Linked DNA regions of Mus musculus: region 1 is linked to region 2. Evidence: chromatin loops called from intact Hi-C (ENCODE). Cell type or tissue: left cerebral cortex. All regions are shown on one strand.

Region 1 (8,000 bases), 160 kb before region 2:
CAAAACTGTCATTTCACTTATGTGGATTTTTAGTGTTGAGAACAAAACCCAGATCTCAGGCACGCCACATACACGCTCTATTACACCAGCTGCCTTTTGAATGGCAACCAGAATATTGAAGTTTTTATGAGCGATCTATATTGATATTAAAATCTTAAATTTTTTAGTCATAGGTTCAATTTTATATCCAGTTTAACTTCCAACAGTGCACCTACATAATGCCTATTTTGACCAATAAGTACAGTAACAATCCGAAGATTGTCACAAACATATAGAGAACCAGATTTGGCATTGGCAAATTTATATCCAGACATTGGCAGTTTTATATCCTGTCTCTTCCAACATTTGTTCCATATTTCCACCAAATTTCAATGTGTTTAGCTCTGTGCTGAGTTCTTCCATCAGCATCCATTTCACTTTGGGAAACTCCTTAGAGTGACTCAAAAGGGGCATGGCAGAGTGCACAATTCAGATGGGTATGGGTGCACTCTGGAATCGTGCTATCAAGAGTGACACTCAGCTTCACCATCCCTAGCTGCCTTTCCTAGACTCAGTTTCTTAATCAGTAAATATGACTTCCACATCAAAGGGTGGTTATAATATTTAAATCAGGTACAATGAAACCTCAATCCAACATCCCATACACGCAAACAATGTATTTTTCAGAAAACTGCTGAGGGACCATGAGAATGTAATAGGCAGCAGCAGGAAGGAAGCCTGTGAGGCTAAGTCAGTTCCTTAGGAAACATATGCAAGAATGAAATCAAGGATTAGCCACTGTGGAAAATCCTGAATGAAATCTCAGACAGAAATAATCAGTAAAGATAAAAAAGGAAGCTTCTAAGACACACTTGAAAACTGCATCAAAGAAGTGTCACCTTTAACAGTGGGCAGACTAGTACTAGAAGAACACATTTTTTTCCTTTTATTAAAAAAGAATACACATTTATTCACTGAATGGGTGCACACATGCATACATGTATGGGCCCCCCTGTGCCACAGAGTTTTCCACAGTATAGGTAGTATCCATTCTCTCCTTTACCTCATGGGTCCTGGATCATACGGCTTGGCACCAAGTGCCTTCACCTGCTGAGGCACCATACCTTACTGGCCCAAGAAAGCATTTCCTCAACTAAATCAACCCATAGAACTACATAAATTTAGGTAGTGTAGTGTTAATCTTTTTCAAAGTTTTTTAACATGACCATGTACAACAGTTTCACCTGACATTTTCCTGCATGTATATAATGTATCTCACCCTCCACTCCCTTGCTATGCCCCATTTCCCACTCCTGCCCATCGCCTGCCTCTTCCCAACCAGTCCCTCCTCTACTATGTGCGCGCCTTTGTCTACGCTCCCTGGAGCACAAGTTAACAGTTCATCTTGACCATCAACTCAATGGATTTAGTTAGAACCATTATGAACACACCTCTGTGAGTGTCCACAAGTATCTGTGGACAGATTAAACTGATGAAAGAAGACCTGCCCTGAATGTGGGTGGCCCCACCCGCCTAAGGCCTCAGTGACACCAAGCCCAGCCCCAGGACACTCTTCTCTCCACATCCTGACTGGGCCCCACGTGAGCAGCTGCCTTCTGGCTGGGTCGAATAAACCCTTCTTCCCTTAAGTTGCTTTTATCTCCTATTTTGTCACAAGAAAACTAAACATAAGTTGGTGCAAATGGTTTCTAGTTACTTTGTAACAGAATAAACTGTTTCTACATGCTAAGAGGCTTGAACTGGGCAAAGCACCAATACTAAGGGGATAGAGACCTTTAAGGACTCTGTATTAGAGAACATCTTGCTAGAGCTGAATCCAAAGCAAACACTAAACCCAGGAGTTTGCTACTTCTCATTTTACAGTTTCCAAAGTAATGCCTAATCTGCCTAGGAACTGATAAAAATGAAGTTAAAGTTAGTGATCAATTCAACGTGACAATAGATGCTGTTTTCCTAGGTTTCATTACAAACTGCTTATAAGAGGATCAACCAAGTAAGGCCAATCCTTAACCTGTATTCCCTGTAACATTTTAAGGCAAGCATTCAATCAGTATTAACATCAAACTGAAGAAATAAAACCTCACCTTTTCTTCCTGGTTTCATTTCACCTTCTGAATCCATCCAATATTCTCTAATATCAATTAGAATTTTTCCTTTGAAGTCCCGAACACTGACATATCTCATCTTTCCAATCTAGCAGAGAGTGAGAAAGAAAATGCATAAAGAGAGGTTTTGAATTTATATTCACAACTTGCACTTATAATCCTGGAATAAGTATTCAACTGCAATTGGAAGGGGGGGTGCATGCATGTATGTATGTCCACAGAATGACTTCAAGTGTCTTTATCATTCTCTGCCTTGCCTTGAAAAGATCTCTCACTGTTAAGTTGGCAGACCACAGAGTATCCAGGAGCTGTCATTTCTGCCCCTCAGTGCTGGGATTATAGCCATCTGCAGCCAAATCCAACTACCTCAGGGGGGTGCTGAGCATTAAAGCTCTGGTCTTTCTTTGTACAAGCATTTCTGCTTATTGAGCTATCTTTCTTCAGTCTCACTTTAAAAATTATGAAATTTAATATAACACAGTAAATAGAATGGATGTCCTTTGACAAAAATAGAAACATAATGTTCCAATAATCCCGCTTTGAGGGCAAAACATATACTTAACAGACCGGACATATTCTGAGAAATGAATACTCAGAAGATTCTCCTGTGTGAGCATCAGAATGTACTTAGTGAGACAACTTACACACCATGGTACCAATCCTAGAGTATCCTCACTTATATGTATGTGTTCAATTGACTGACACTTGCGGCACATAACTGCACATCCAAAACAACTGGCAGTAGAGTCTCCCAAGAGATCTTAACTATCCTTAATTACACTATTCATAATAGCTAAGAAGTAGAAGCAACCCAAAAGTCTATCCTTAGATGAGGACACAAATAGAACATGGCTTACACATGCAATGGAACACTATTCAGTCTTTATATAGGCAATCCTGTCTATGCTATAGCGTTAAGTGAAATAACAGCAGTACAATCTGATTCAACCTAAATGAAATGCCTACAGCCTAATGCAGTAAACTCAGAGAAATCAAAAAGTAAAACACCTCAGAAGGCAGCAACAGGCAGCTGTGTTCAAGGTTAGCTTGGTTTACACATAGCAAGCTCCAGGCTACCAAGGGTGTGCTGGCTGAACAGAAACAGCTAGCTACCAATGAGCTGGAATGGTTGGCCCACAGGACTGCAACTATTGGGGAGTGTGGCCTTGTTAGAGTTCATATGACCTTATTGGAGGAAGTGTGTACTGTTGTTGGTTTAAAAAAAAAAAAAAAAAGCAAAACACACAAAACAAAATCACAATCATTTATTTGATTTTACCAATGAAGTCTTGGGAGCCAGGTGCTGGGGTGGAAAATTGCTAGCTCAGAGAGGCAGAGAAAGCACCCAGCTGACTAACCTTCCTCCTTAGCCCAAGTCCCACCAGAATGCCCTCTCTCTCACGCCATGTCAAACAAATTCCTTCAAACTCAATGTCCCTCCTTCTCCTTCCTGTGCATTTCTGTCCTCCTGACTCCTCTTGTCCTCTACGTTTCTTAATGATCCTATGCTCACTTCCTGTCACTTGCTCTGCCTCTTGACCTATGGTTGACTTTGTTTAATCCTGTTTACAATATTCAAGCAGCAAGTGCTTTGACTAAAGGTATGTGCTAAGGCTGAGCCACACAACTAAAAACAGGTTTTTCCAGTAAATACAATCTCAGGGTTCACAGTGTGATCAAGTATCTTACAACACTGTACACACTTGTAGGGGGTGGGCGTTGAGGTCTCATACTCAAACTATGCCCAGTGTGGCTCACAGTAGCTTTTGCTGCCTTCAGATTAAGATACAGAACTCTCAGCTCTTCCTCTGAAGACTATAAAACCTCTGAAACTATAAAAGCCAGCCCCAATTAAAAGTTTTCCTTTACACATAGAGTTGCCATGATCAGTGTCTTTTACAGCAACAAAAACTGTAGCTAAGAGACAGGCCTACATACCGAGACCCTGTCATTTTTAAAAAATAAATAAAAAACCTTATTTATACTGGTGGCTTAACACAAACTATGTGGTTTTTGAATGTCCCCACTTTCTAGATTCAGTACATGTAAGGAAAGTGTGTACTAAAGCAGACAGACATAGGACAAGAATTAAGAATGCAGCCCAAAAATAGGGCATGCATTTAATAAACTCACCAAGTTATTTAGGAAAGATCCAAAGTATTCAAAGGAAGGGCCGCTGTTGTGATGTGAATGAAAATGGCCTCCTTAGGCTCTTAAGGAGAGGCATTATTTTAAAGGATTAGGACACCTGGCCTTGTCAGAGTAGGTGCAGTCTTTTTGGAGGAAGTGAGAGTGAACTTTGAGGTTTCAGAAGCTCAAGCCACACTCAGTGTCTCTCCATTCCGGCTGCCCGTGGAATTCAGCTACTCTCCAGCAAGTCATTTGCCTACCTGCCACCACGCTTCTTGCCATGGTGACAAGGGACTAAACCACTGAACTGTAAGCCAGCTCCAAGAAAATGTTTTTCTAAGAGTTGTATAGTGCCTCTTCACAGCAACAGAACACTGACTGAGACAAAAGTCTTCATAAAAGGCAAAACTGTAGGTGTACGCTACAGGTGGATCTCTGTGGGTCTAAAACTAGCTCTGTTGTGCAGCCAGAGCCATACAAAAAAACCTTGTCTCAAGAAACCCAACAAAAAATGAACCAAAGCTCTTTTTTTCCTAGTGAGAAAAAAAAAGTCATCCCCTAAAAATAGACCCCATTTCTCAAAAATCTCTACCAAAAAACAACTTTTAAAAGTCATGGTAATACATGTCTACAGCCTCTGCTCTTGAGGAGAGGCAGGAGGATTGCTAAAAACTCAAATTAGCCTATTCTATATAGTGACTTCCAAGTAAGCTAGGGCTATTAAAAACAAAACAAACAAAAAGACCCTCAATTCAGACTCCCCCCACCCCATCAGGCCAGAGGTAGAAAGGAAAGCGCACAGCATGATGGTAAAAGAAAGCCAAGATACAGTTATGAAACTGGATATTCCAAAGCCCTTCTTTACAAACACTACAAAATACTCTAGTCAATTATATATTTATCCTGCCCCAGTTACTCGCTGTACTTAAGTCAAATAGCCCTGGAAGATCTCCACCAGACTTCTGATATCAGCAAGACTTCCCAGGCTTCAACCACACAGGCTCTGTAGTTCATACACAACCCGAGCTCCTTCCCACTTCAAGGTATTAACTCAATTTCCTGCTCTTGAAAATGCTCCCTTTGTCCACACACCGCACCGATCACGTTTTAAGATTTAGGTGCCTTATCTTTTTAATGAGATTCTCATGCCTACTCTCTCAATCTGTTCACTACTTCTCAGGACCCATTGTCATTTTTACTATGCGTATGTAATCATGGTTCCCTTAAATTCCACAAGGTTACAGATCACATTCCACATGGATTACTAGGACCTGGCAAAGCCTGAATGAAATAGAGCACTGTAAGCATCCAACTTAATATCCATTTGAAGCAATAACAGCATTCTTTTACATTCCTCATCACATACCTTCACCTATATTCTCTATCAAACCAACCTTTGCCCCGAAACTATACTGAAGTCGAAGAACTGAAACCTATAACTAAATAATTAATCTACATTTTCTTTTTGTCTATTTCTTTCTTCTACTACTTTTAGTTTTCTTTCACCACTTTATCTACTTACATCCTTTCTCCTCTCATCATTCATTTGCAAATCTCTCATAAGCTGCTATCGCCTCCTCTCTTTGGTTTGTGTTCTTTGGTGGTTGGCTATTTGGTCGAGCACGTGTAAAAGCCAACAAGAATAATTCCCAGCCAAGCCCCCCAGGCGCTACAGGAGATCCTCAGTGGCCACATTTGCTGGCAGGTCTACCTTACAGCTGGTCTTTCTTCATCACCGTCTTTGTAATCATCACTCTCTCCCTTATCAATACAAATGAAAGTCTATATAACTGCCTCCATAATCTCACAGCATTATTTACTTACAATGCCTCATCTCACCGATCAGTGTTTGCAGTGAAGCAAATACTGAATTGCTACAAACACTTTAATAAAGCCAAGACACCCAGCAGCCCTCCCTGGGGTTCCCATCTCACTCCATCTATTCTCTCCGATGCCCCTTTCCTTAAGCTCAGACTCCTGGTCTAAACACGCTATCCCAGCATTGTCTGTACCCATACACTATTGTCCCCAGCCTTCTGTTTCTTATGAAGCCTAAGTTATGCCATTTCTCTCAAATACTATCAAATTTACACTTTCCAGTCAAATACTCATCCTACTTACTCAAATTTGCTTCCCAAATATATAGTTCTAAATCTTTTTTTGGCTTTCTGTGACCTTTGGATTTGTATCATTTAAATATAGTAAAACTAGACTTCTACTGGGCTTTTACCAATAGCCCAGAATTGAACAAATTACCCTCACTTTCTACTCTGGTCAAGAGGACTATACAAGGGAAGACTGGTGTGCTCAGATCAGGATCTGTCCACTGGACTCAGTGCCCTCCGACTCTACCTGGAACATGTTGTCATCTCTGCTGCTGCTGCTCTGCTTGGAGGATGCCAGTGCTCTAGAAGTCTCACCAGGCTTCTGCTTCTTCACGGGCTTCTCTGGAACCGCTTGCTTTTTCCTCTTTAACTTAAAACAGGCAAGAACACACACTTGTGAAGTTCAAAACACTTCATTAAAAAGTTACTCAAATTTTTGACTTATGAAAAATATGTACATTAAAATTTTTTAACTATGAATCTAGTCTTCACATAACTAATGATAGTATTTTTACACTCTACTCTCAAAATCCCCAAAGATTCCTCAGATGTTAAAACAGTGATCTTGTGAACTAGAACCCACACACTACTCTCTGGAAAGAGAAAGACAAGCAGCCTATAACTTCTGTATAAACTTTTGGAAACCACAAATCCACCAGAAGCTTTCCTCTTATTATTTTAAGTTTTTAAAAACAAAGTATACTGGTATATCCTGTAACCCTGACTAAGGTTGAGGCAGGAAAGCTGAAGATCAAACAAAAAAACAAACAAAACCAACATATTTATGACTAAAACTGACTACTTACTAATTCTTTGTCTATTCCAAAAGGTATCTGTACTTTCTCAAGAATGTATGCTTCCAGCCTGGACTACATAGCAAGCTCCAGGCCAGTCAGGGCTACATAATTTAACTCTTAGGAGGAAAAAATAAAAAAGCATGCCTAGGTAAAGGAAGTTACTATCTTATACCAGGCACTGAAAATCAACAACTCAAAAACTTCTTCAGCACTAAGAATTGATGATGGACAGTAGTAAGACTAGTGTACTCAACCCCATATTTTAGAATTAGCACTAGTATAAAAAAATTGCATATGACCTCATTCTCAAAATGAGCGAAAAGTTAAAAAAATAAGAATTTTTAAAAACCCATGTTAAGTTTCCAGCCCAAACAGTAGAGGGCAGGCATGTTCCTTCTTAGTGGAAAGGACAAACTAGTTTAATATTACTAAACGTATATTAAATTTGTTGAGGCTAGGGCAATAATATGCTATGAAATGAAAACTATGGAAGCACCTAATGTAAATGTTTACAGAATTAATAGTACTGTGAGACAAGCTACACAGTCAGCTAAGCAAAACACAATCCTCTGAGTGGTGCACGCAGCAAGTAACCTCAGTGTCAGTGACACTCACTCTTAGAGGCTACACTCTACAAGTTCTGAAAAGACTTCAAGTACAGCTATATATGATGTTTGAAGCCTTATTTCAAAATTATAAATGATACTACAGTCTATCTGTACATTTATAGGCTCCAACTTTCCTAAGTTTTCCTATAGAGCTCCCTTTTCTTAGGGAGTACAGAGGCCAAAAAAACAAACAAAACCTAAACAATAACAAAAATTTTTTTAAAAAAAATTTTAAGAAGAGGGGGGGTTGCTGCT
Region 2 (8,000 bases):
ATTGGTGTGGAGTACCTACACTTTTTTTCCCTATTACTTTCTAAACTGAACAGTAAAACTGTTCAGTAAGATTTACAACAGGTATTACAAATAATCTATAGATTTTAATGTATGCAGGTGAAATAGATTATGTGCAATAATTTTGCTATTTTATTTAAAGAACTTGAGTGTGCTTGGATTTTGCAACAATTTCCTGCAGACACTGAGAGATGGCTGTATTTCACTAAACATTTCTTTGAAAGTCGTTTGTGTTGAAACACAAAAGCAATAATCAGGAAAACTGTAAAAGTGGCTATAAATGTTTGAAAAATAAGGAAATTGAGCCCTCCACCCATTCTAGGGTGCCTCCTTTGCTTTTTATATAAAACTTTAAAAGATTTTTAAAATTCCAATTATAAATTTTGATTGTATTTCTAATGAGTCTATTTTGTACATGTTTTATAGAATGTAACTTCTATAGCTCTCTCCACAAGGGGACTGGGAACATTGGAAATGAGAAAAGTTAAGAAAGATGACCTCCCGTGCTGGGGATACAAGGCAGTCAGTGAAGTGCTTGCCTCTGTTCTGAGCCGTAGACCCATCCCCACAACTACAGAATCAGACATGGTAGTTGCTGCACGCCTGTAATCCCAGTACTGAGAGGTAGAAACGTTTATTGTTGTCCTTGGCTATATAGTTAGTTTTAGGCCAGCTTTGGTGAGAGACCCTGTTTTCTTCTACTCACCTAAAAGAAGATCAACCTATGACAAATATGAGTCCTTTATTATTTTTTTCTTGTCATGGTTCTACCAGCTATACCTTAAAATGTTTGTTTTAAAGCATGGGTCTGTTAATGAATTCATCCCTTTCTAAACTCCACCTCTTTTGACTATTAAGAGAGCCCTGTTTTGTCAAGTATGGGGGCGTACACTTGTAATCCCAACAACTTGTACAGCAAAAGTAGGAAGATTTCACACGGTCAGCCTAGACTGCAAAACAAGAGCCTGTCTTAAAAAATGTTATGTAGGAATTTACATAAGAATTGGCTAGAGGGATGGCTCAGTGGTTAAGAGCACTTGATCTTATAGAAGCCTTGGGTTGGGTTTCCAGAGCTTTGTGCTAACTCACTTAACCACAGTTCCAGGGGTGTGGTGCCTCTTCCCTCTGAGGGTATCAGGCATGAATGCTTTTGATTTGTTTTCTGAAATTTTAGGGCTGGAGAGATGGCTCAGTGGTTAAAAGCACTGACTGTTCTTCTGATGGTCCTGAGTTCAAATCCCAGCAACCACATGGTGGCTCACAATCATCCATAATGAGATCTGACGCCCTCTTCTGATGCATCTGAAGACAGCTACAGTGTACTTAGATATAATAATAAATAAATCTTTCTTTAAAAAAAAATTTTAGCAGCTTGGCATATAAAAAGCATATTTGGGGAGAGTAGGTCAAATTTAACTCTTCACATATTTCTGTTTCCAGCTCTATTCTACCAGTATATCTCTCCACCCCCTTTTGAGACAGAAGACAGACAGACACAGGGTCTCACTATGTAGTGCTTGGCTCATCTTCCCTCTACAGCACCAACTCACTGTGTATGTAGACCAGGCTGGCCTCAAACTCACAGAGATCTGCCTGCCTCTCCTCCCAGGTGCTGGGATCAAAGGCGTGTGCCATTATGCTTGGCTTATATGTACTCTTTAATTTATCGGATTAATTTTGTTTTTAATACATAATCCTGCAATATTTTTTTTTGGTGTTTTCTGAATTATTGACACCTACTTAGTATTAAAATATATGTACTCGTATTCATTCTTAAGCAATCTGTTTAACTAGATTAAATATTAAAGTGCATTCAGATTTTCAAATTTAAATTTTATAAATATAACTTTTTATAAAGAACTACTATCATGCAGTAGTTTTGCAGATTAATTCTATAATCAGACTTGTGTAATGATTTTTTTAAGTTATTATTTTCTGTCCAGTGTTATACACAAGCAAAAAAAAAAAATAAAAGTTCTTAAAACTATGGGCAGTTTATCTTATATATAGTCTATTTATGAAAGTACTTTTGTAATTCAAAGCTATTGGGTTAAAAACAAAACAGCTCAGTAATGTTTTCCAAACAGACTTTCACAAGTTTGATCCCCAGAAGTCATGTGTAAAAGATGTCTCATGTTGCCTGAGCTTAGAATCCTAGTGTTCATTCAGAAAGCAGGGATAGTCAGATCCCAGGCACTCACTCCCTGGATGGTCTCAGGAAAACCTTGCCTACAGAAAGGCTGGGCTACCCTCTCAAACAGAAACATAGGTTGTGCTTGCTCTGTTTACTCTTCAGCACACACACACTCAAGCATGTGTACCCATACATAGAATATTGAAGAACATTGTTCTTAGAAGGTTAAAGATGTAGTCCCTGAATTCAGTCCTTGGTACCAAATAGCAAACTATTGTTAAATAACCTGCAGAGAATTACAGATCATCCATACAATCTCCCCTGTTCTTAAGTGCTTTGAAAATAGCAGATCTCATCCATGCTTTCCTCATTCTCTCCCCTTTTATTTTATTTAATTTATTTTGAGACAGTAAGTATACTATTACAAAGCCTGGGATAGCCTTGAACTCAATGATTCTCTTCCTCAGCCTACTGAGCACTTCTATTACAGGTCTGCACCACACACTTGTTGGATTATTTCTTTTGTTTTGGGCATCTGTTCGTTTGGTTTTGGTTTGTTTTTTTTTTTTTTTTTTTTTTTGTTTTTTTTTTTTTTTTTTTTTTTTTGAGACAGGGTCTCACCATGTAACTAGCTGGCCTGGAACTCACCATGTAGACCAGGCTGTTCTCAAACTCAATGCAGCTCAGTTCTGCCTCCTGAGTACTAAGATTAAAGGCATGTGCCAGTCAGCTTATGATCCCATTTTTAAATGAGTGTTAGAGGTCTGAAAATTGAATAGAATGTTATAGAAAGAAAATTTGTACTTTTTGTTCAAAACAGACTTATAAAGAGCACTTAGAAGGACAGAAACATAAAAAAAAGGAAGCCGCATTGAAAGCCTCTCAAAATACCAGCAGCAGCAACAACTCAACTCGTGGGACACAAAATCAGCTACGTTGCGAGCTCTGTGATGTGTCTTGTACAGGAGCAGATGCATATGCTGCCCACATTCGTGGTGCTAAGCATCAGAAAGTAGGTGTTTTGGTCCCCCCTCCCACCCACACACAGCCTTATGTCTACTCTGCTTACTTTCACTTTTCAACAGGGGTTTGAAAACACTTGACTTCCATTTTTGAAACCTTTGAGTGTGTTATAAACCTTGCTTAAATGTTAACATACATCACGGTAACATCAAATAGTCATTGCTTAAAAGACAAACACTAGCGACCTTTAAGTTGAGTTAAACCACTTGCTTTACAATTTGGGATTCATTCATTTGTCTTGATTAACTACAGACTGATTTGCTTATAGACAAGTCCTTTCATCAATAAACACAGATGTTAAAATGAGTTTTGTCTATAACTGAAAAAAACATAGCAAAGAAAATTAAGTTTTGATTTTCACTTTATAGTCTTACTCAGACAAACTTTTTAAAAGACAACAACACATTTGAGTTTCCTGACAGGTGTGCTTTTTGTTTTGTAGGTGGTTAAATTACACACAAAACTTGGTAAACCTATTCCTTCAACGGAACCAAATGTTGTTAGCCAAGCTACTTCTTCAACAGCTGCATCTGCTTCAAAACCAACTGCCTCTCCTTCAAGTATTGGCGCAAGCAATTGTACTCTGAACACGTCATCAATTGCAACTTCTTCAGTGAAAGGTCTTTCAACTACAGGAAACTCGTCTCTTAATAGTACATCCAACACTAAAGTGTCAGCGATACCTACCAATATGGCTGCCAAGAAAACATCTACACCCAAAATAAACTTTGTTGGCAAGTACTAAAGATTGATTCTTTGTGTTCCTCCTAACTGTCAGAGTGGTTTTTCTTTTCCATTGTATTGCTGGCTATTGAACCCTTATGTGTGCCAGGCAAACACTGAATGGCTAAGCAGCCTCTGTTCTCTCTGCTCTCTAAACAATAAATACACAGTCAGATACCCTTTCTGACACCTATTGCAAGACTCAGCGGGTACCGCATTTCTTAAGAGCCAAGCATGTCTCATACCTGTAGTATCGATACTTGGGAGTCTGATGAGTCAGAAGGATTGCTGAAAGTTTGACACCAGCCTGCATTTGGCTCCAGGCTAGAATAAGCTATTACGATAAAAACTAAAAAGCAAACAGACAAACAAACAAACAAACAAAATCAGCTCCTGCCAGATCCACTGGTCAGTTTTGGTTTCATCCTATTGACCGCTTTAACTTAAACTTGACATAATTGACTGCTATACCTTAAACCTAAAATAAATCTTAGTTTCTAGCATATATGTCCATCCATCGCTTTTGGGGGGTGGTATCTTACTGATTCTCTACCCATGTTTTTGTTAAATGGCATTATTCCTAAAATTGTGGTTCTGTGTCTCATCTCTGTGTGCAATAGCATCCTTAGGCAATTTCATGCATTCTAGTGTATGCAGCTATAAAAATCTGGCAATATCAGAATCCCACCTGAGTTTGAGAATCATATTTTGGTTGCTTGCTGATCTTCTAATAGATATCCCCTTTCTATTGTGTCCCATTACAAGGATACTACAAAATACTCATTAAAAATGACTGATTTTTCCCCCTTTTTTAAAGGGAGAGCTTCACTAACATTATTCCTTCTTTTTAGTTGCCTTTTCCCTGTTGCTATTTCCTTATCTATACAGTGCCTTTCCTATATTTATTCTCTTCAAAATAATCTCTGTGTTCTTGTTAGTGTACCTTCTCTTTTAAAATCTTCACTGGCCGGCCTTTATATGTAGGATAAAGTCTATTAATGACTGTGTCATCCAAGCCTCTATAACTGACCTGTACCTCCTCTCTTCCCTTTATGTCAGCTCCACCTGGGGAGGAGCTGATGCTACAGCACTGACTTTCTTCCTTTGTACATGCTGCACTTTGTGTTTAGACATTACTCTCTTGCATCTTGACTGTTCATTCTCAATGGTAGTCTCTCAAAGCACAGTTCAGATGACACAGCCTTTGTGAAGTCATTTCTACCAGATGAGGGGGCTTGTGACTCTTCTGCTTCACTCTTACAACATTCAGCTTCTACTTAGCACAGGACATTAGGAATGCTTGTGCCTTCCTTTAAATTATGAGCAGCTCAATCATAGTTGCATTGACTTTTACTTTTTTTATTATTTACTTATATTTAGAGATTTATTTATTTATTTATTTGTTATATGTAAGTACACTGTAGCGGACTTAGACACACCAGAAGAGGGCATTAGATTCCATTACAAATGGTTGTGAGCCACAGTGTGGTTGCTAAAATTTGAACTCAGGATCTCTGGAAGAGCAGTTAGTGCTCTTAACTGTGGAGCCTTCTCTCCAGCCTGTCTTATACTTTTTAGTACAGTTTTGCTAAAGTTGTTATTTGACAATTTCTTACATGTGTATAAAATTGTCTTGTTCTTTTGGTACCTACTTAGCTTTAAGATCATTAACAGTATGTTATTCTCCTGAATATGTTAAATTTAATTGGTTAAAGTAAAAGCAGTGATTTGTAGGGTTTTTTGTTTTGTTTTGTTTTTCCATATTTGAGGCTATTCACACTTTGAATTTAGAATAAAAACAGATGCAAGCTGGGAAGACCAAGACCACAGTGGGTAAAAGATATGCCAAGCCTGATGACTCCAGTCCCTGTTAGCATATGGTAGGAGAGAGGAAAACCTGACATGTGCTTATGGCCAACACAGACTGAATATGTAGTTCCATTGAAGCTTGCCTAGCATGTATAAACCTGGGCTCAATCCCCGCCCCCACATCAACTCCACATTTGGGAGGTAGTGAACTGCCAGAAATGATAATGCCCATGTCAGAGATGAAAAAAACAGGATAAAACACTGTGGAGAGGTGGGGATAGATAAATACCAGTTTGTTATTAATCACAGTTTAGGGAGTTCAATATCAGTATAAACACAGGTTATATTTAATCCCTTTTCATGTTCCTCTGTTCAGTTTGGAATCTAAATGTTAGGAGAACCAAAATGGGATACCTCTTTTGCATAAAGTTTAGTTAGTAGTAGTAGTAGTAGTAGTAAAGATTGCGTTTAAGTTTCATCCTAATGGGTTTATACATTTATACAGTGATAAGATTACTATAATTTTTTGCTTTTTTAGGTGGAAATAAGCTACAGTCAACAGGAAATAAAACGGAAGACTTAAAAGGAATTGACTGTGTTAAGAATACTCCTGCTGCCTCTGCTGTGCAGATTCCAGAAGTAAAGCAAGATGCAGGGTCAGAACCAGTCACACCTGCGTCCCTTGCTGCTCTGCAGAGTGATGTACAACCAGTGGGACATGATTATGTTGAAGAGGTATTGATCTGAGTAATCATTGCTCCAAAATTATGCAAAAGGAAAAATGTGTCAAATAATATCCAGCTTTATTTTAGATTTCAGTTACCTATAAAATTAAGGTTGATAATCTGATTTATACCATTCATTTGGTTTCCTTAGCTGACTAGGACAGTCCCTGTTTTCACGTTAAGTAAGCACAGTAAATAAGTAAAGGAACAAGGGAACATCCCACAGGCTTGAATTAATAGTTGCTATGAACAGAAGGATCATATAGTAGTGTTGTGTAACACTACAGTTTGCTATTACTCTATAGGAAGGCATGTATACATTTCCAAGGACTAATTTAGGTCTTTGAAATTGGGGTGTTTGCCCATCAAACTTGTGGTGATTGGATATAATTGAGTGGTTTTGGTAATTGACTGTTTCATAATCTGTCTATCAAGAGATTACATTATATATTGAGGTTTTTGTTTATGAAGGTACACAGTAATTTGTAAATTACTATCTCTTATAAAGGTAAGATTTGGTTACCTTTTAAAAACATGTTCTCAGACACCTTTATTTCTAATGATTTGGATTAGTTTAGACAATTTGACTCGTATTGTATTAATAGCACAATTTCAACTTAATAGTAACATTTGAATCAGGTTTTTTTCCATTGTGCAGTAGGAAAAAAGCCTGCATCTTAATCGACTTCATATGCACAGAAGTCTTGAGCTTTGAGAAGTTTGTATGTCAAAGTTGTGTTTTAAAATCACTCTCATCTCCAAGAAGCAAGTGTCAATAACATTTATGAATTTAAGGCATCTAACTATATTAAAGAGGCATTGTTGACTCATACAGGGTCAGCTTAAAATGGAACCAATAAACATTCAGTCATGGATGGTTCAGGGCCTCACGGAGCTAGACTGCTACTTGCAGATCTGCTGCCATTTGCTGACTGCTGAGAAGAAGTGCGAGTTATCTTCAGTGATGTAGACACTGGCACATTGCCCATGCTCCTGTAGATAAATCCATAGATCTGCCCACGCAGGTAGCCCAGTTGAATCTGTTAGATCACAAAACAAAAAGACATGGAATTATAAAAGCAGCTTATTTGGGGGAGAAGAGTTGGCAAAGATGGGAATGAATAATAGTAGATAGGATATGATCAGAATATATTATATATGTGTATGAAATGGCCAAAGAATTAATAGAAATGATTCAAAAAGAAATCCAAATACTTTCAGACAGATACTGAAGTGAAAGATACTTTACAAAGGCAAGTATATGCTGGTATTCATCACAGTCCCAGTTTCTATCCTTTTTAGAAAAGTTTGGTCTGCGAAGTCAAGAACAGAGATAGGTAGAACTATGTCAGTTCAAGGCCAGACTGGTCTACATAGGCCAGCACAGGCTACAGTACTGAGAAAGTGTTTCAAAGGTTACTTCCAAATTGGTCAAAGGTTCTATTTTTCCACACCAAGGTACGAAATGATGAAGGAAAAGTCATTCGCTTCCATTGTAAATTATGTGAATGCAGCTTTAATGACCCCAATGCTAAAGAGATGCACCTAAAAGGACGAAGACATAGACT

Evidence for each region. A loop is a pair of places that touch in the nucleus more often than their neighbours do. Peaks named below come from ENCODE experiments on the same cell type or tissue, not always from the same donor. Only the 100,000 strongest peaks of a DNase experiment are listed, where the experiment ranks them.
Region 1: a loop joins it to region 2, with 4 times the contacts of the local background. A loop is called at or near these places in 4 of 42 quality-filtered maps.

Annotation. Positions count from the first base shown.
Region 1 is chr15:11,984,372-11,992,371 of GRCm38, forward strand. It overlaps Sub1 (SUB1 homolog, transcriptional regulator), which reads right to left. Exons shown (of 5, transcript NM_011294.3): 3 at 6,588-6,710; 4 at 2,085-2,193. Among named protein-coding and RNA genes, the nearest start is that of Sub1, 7.6 kb to the right of the region's middle. In left cerebral cortex, a CTCF peak has its summit at 7,507 (motif pointing right); no DNase peak of the experiment used is centred here.
Region 2 is chr15:12,146,556-12,154,555 of GRCm38, forward strand. Zfr (zinc finger RNA binding protein) reads left to right here. Exons shown (of 20, transcript NM_011767.2): 7 at 2,973-3,164; 8 at 3,618-3,909; 9 at 6,246-6,442; 10 at 7,891-8,000. Among named protein-coding and RNA genes, the nearest start is that of Mir1898, 21 kb to the right of the region's middle. In left cerebral cortex, no CTCF peak of the experiment used is centred here; DNase peaks (open chromatin) are centred at 3,127 and 7,417.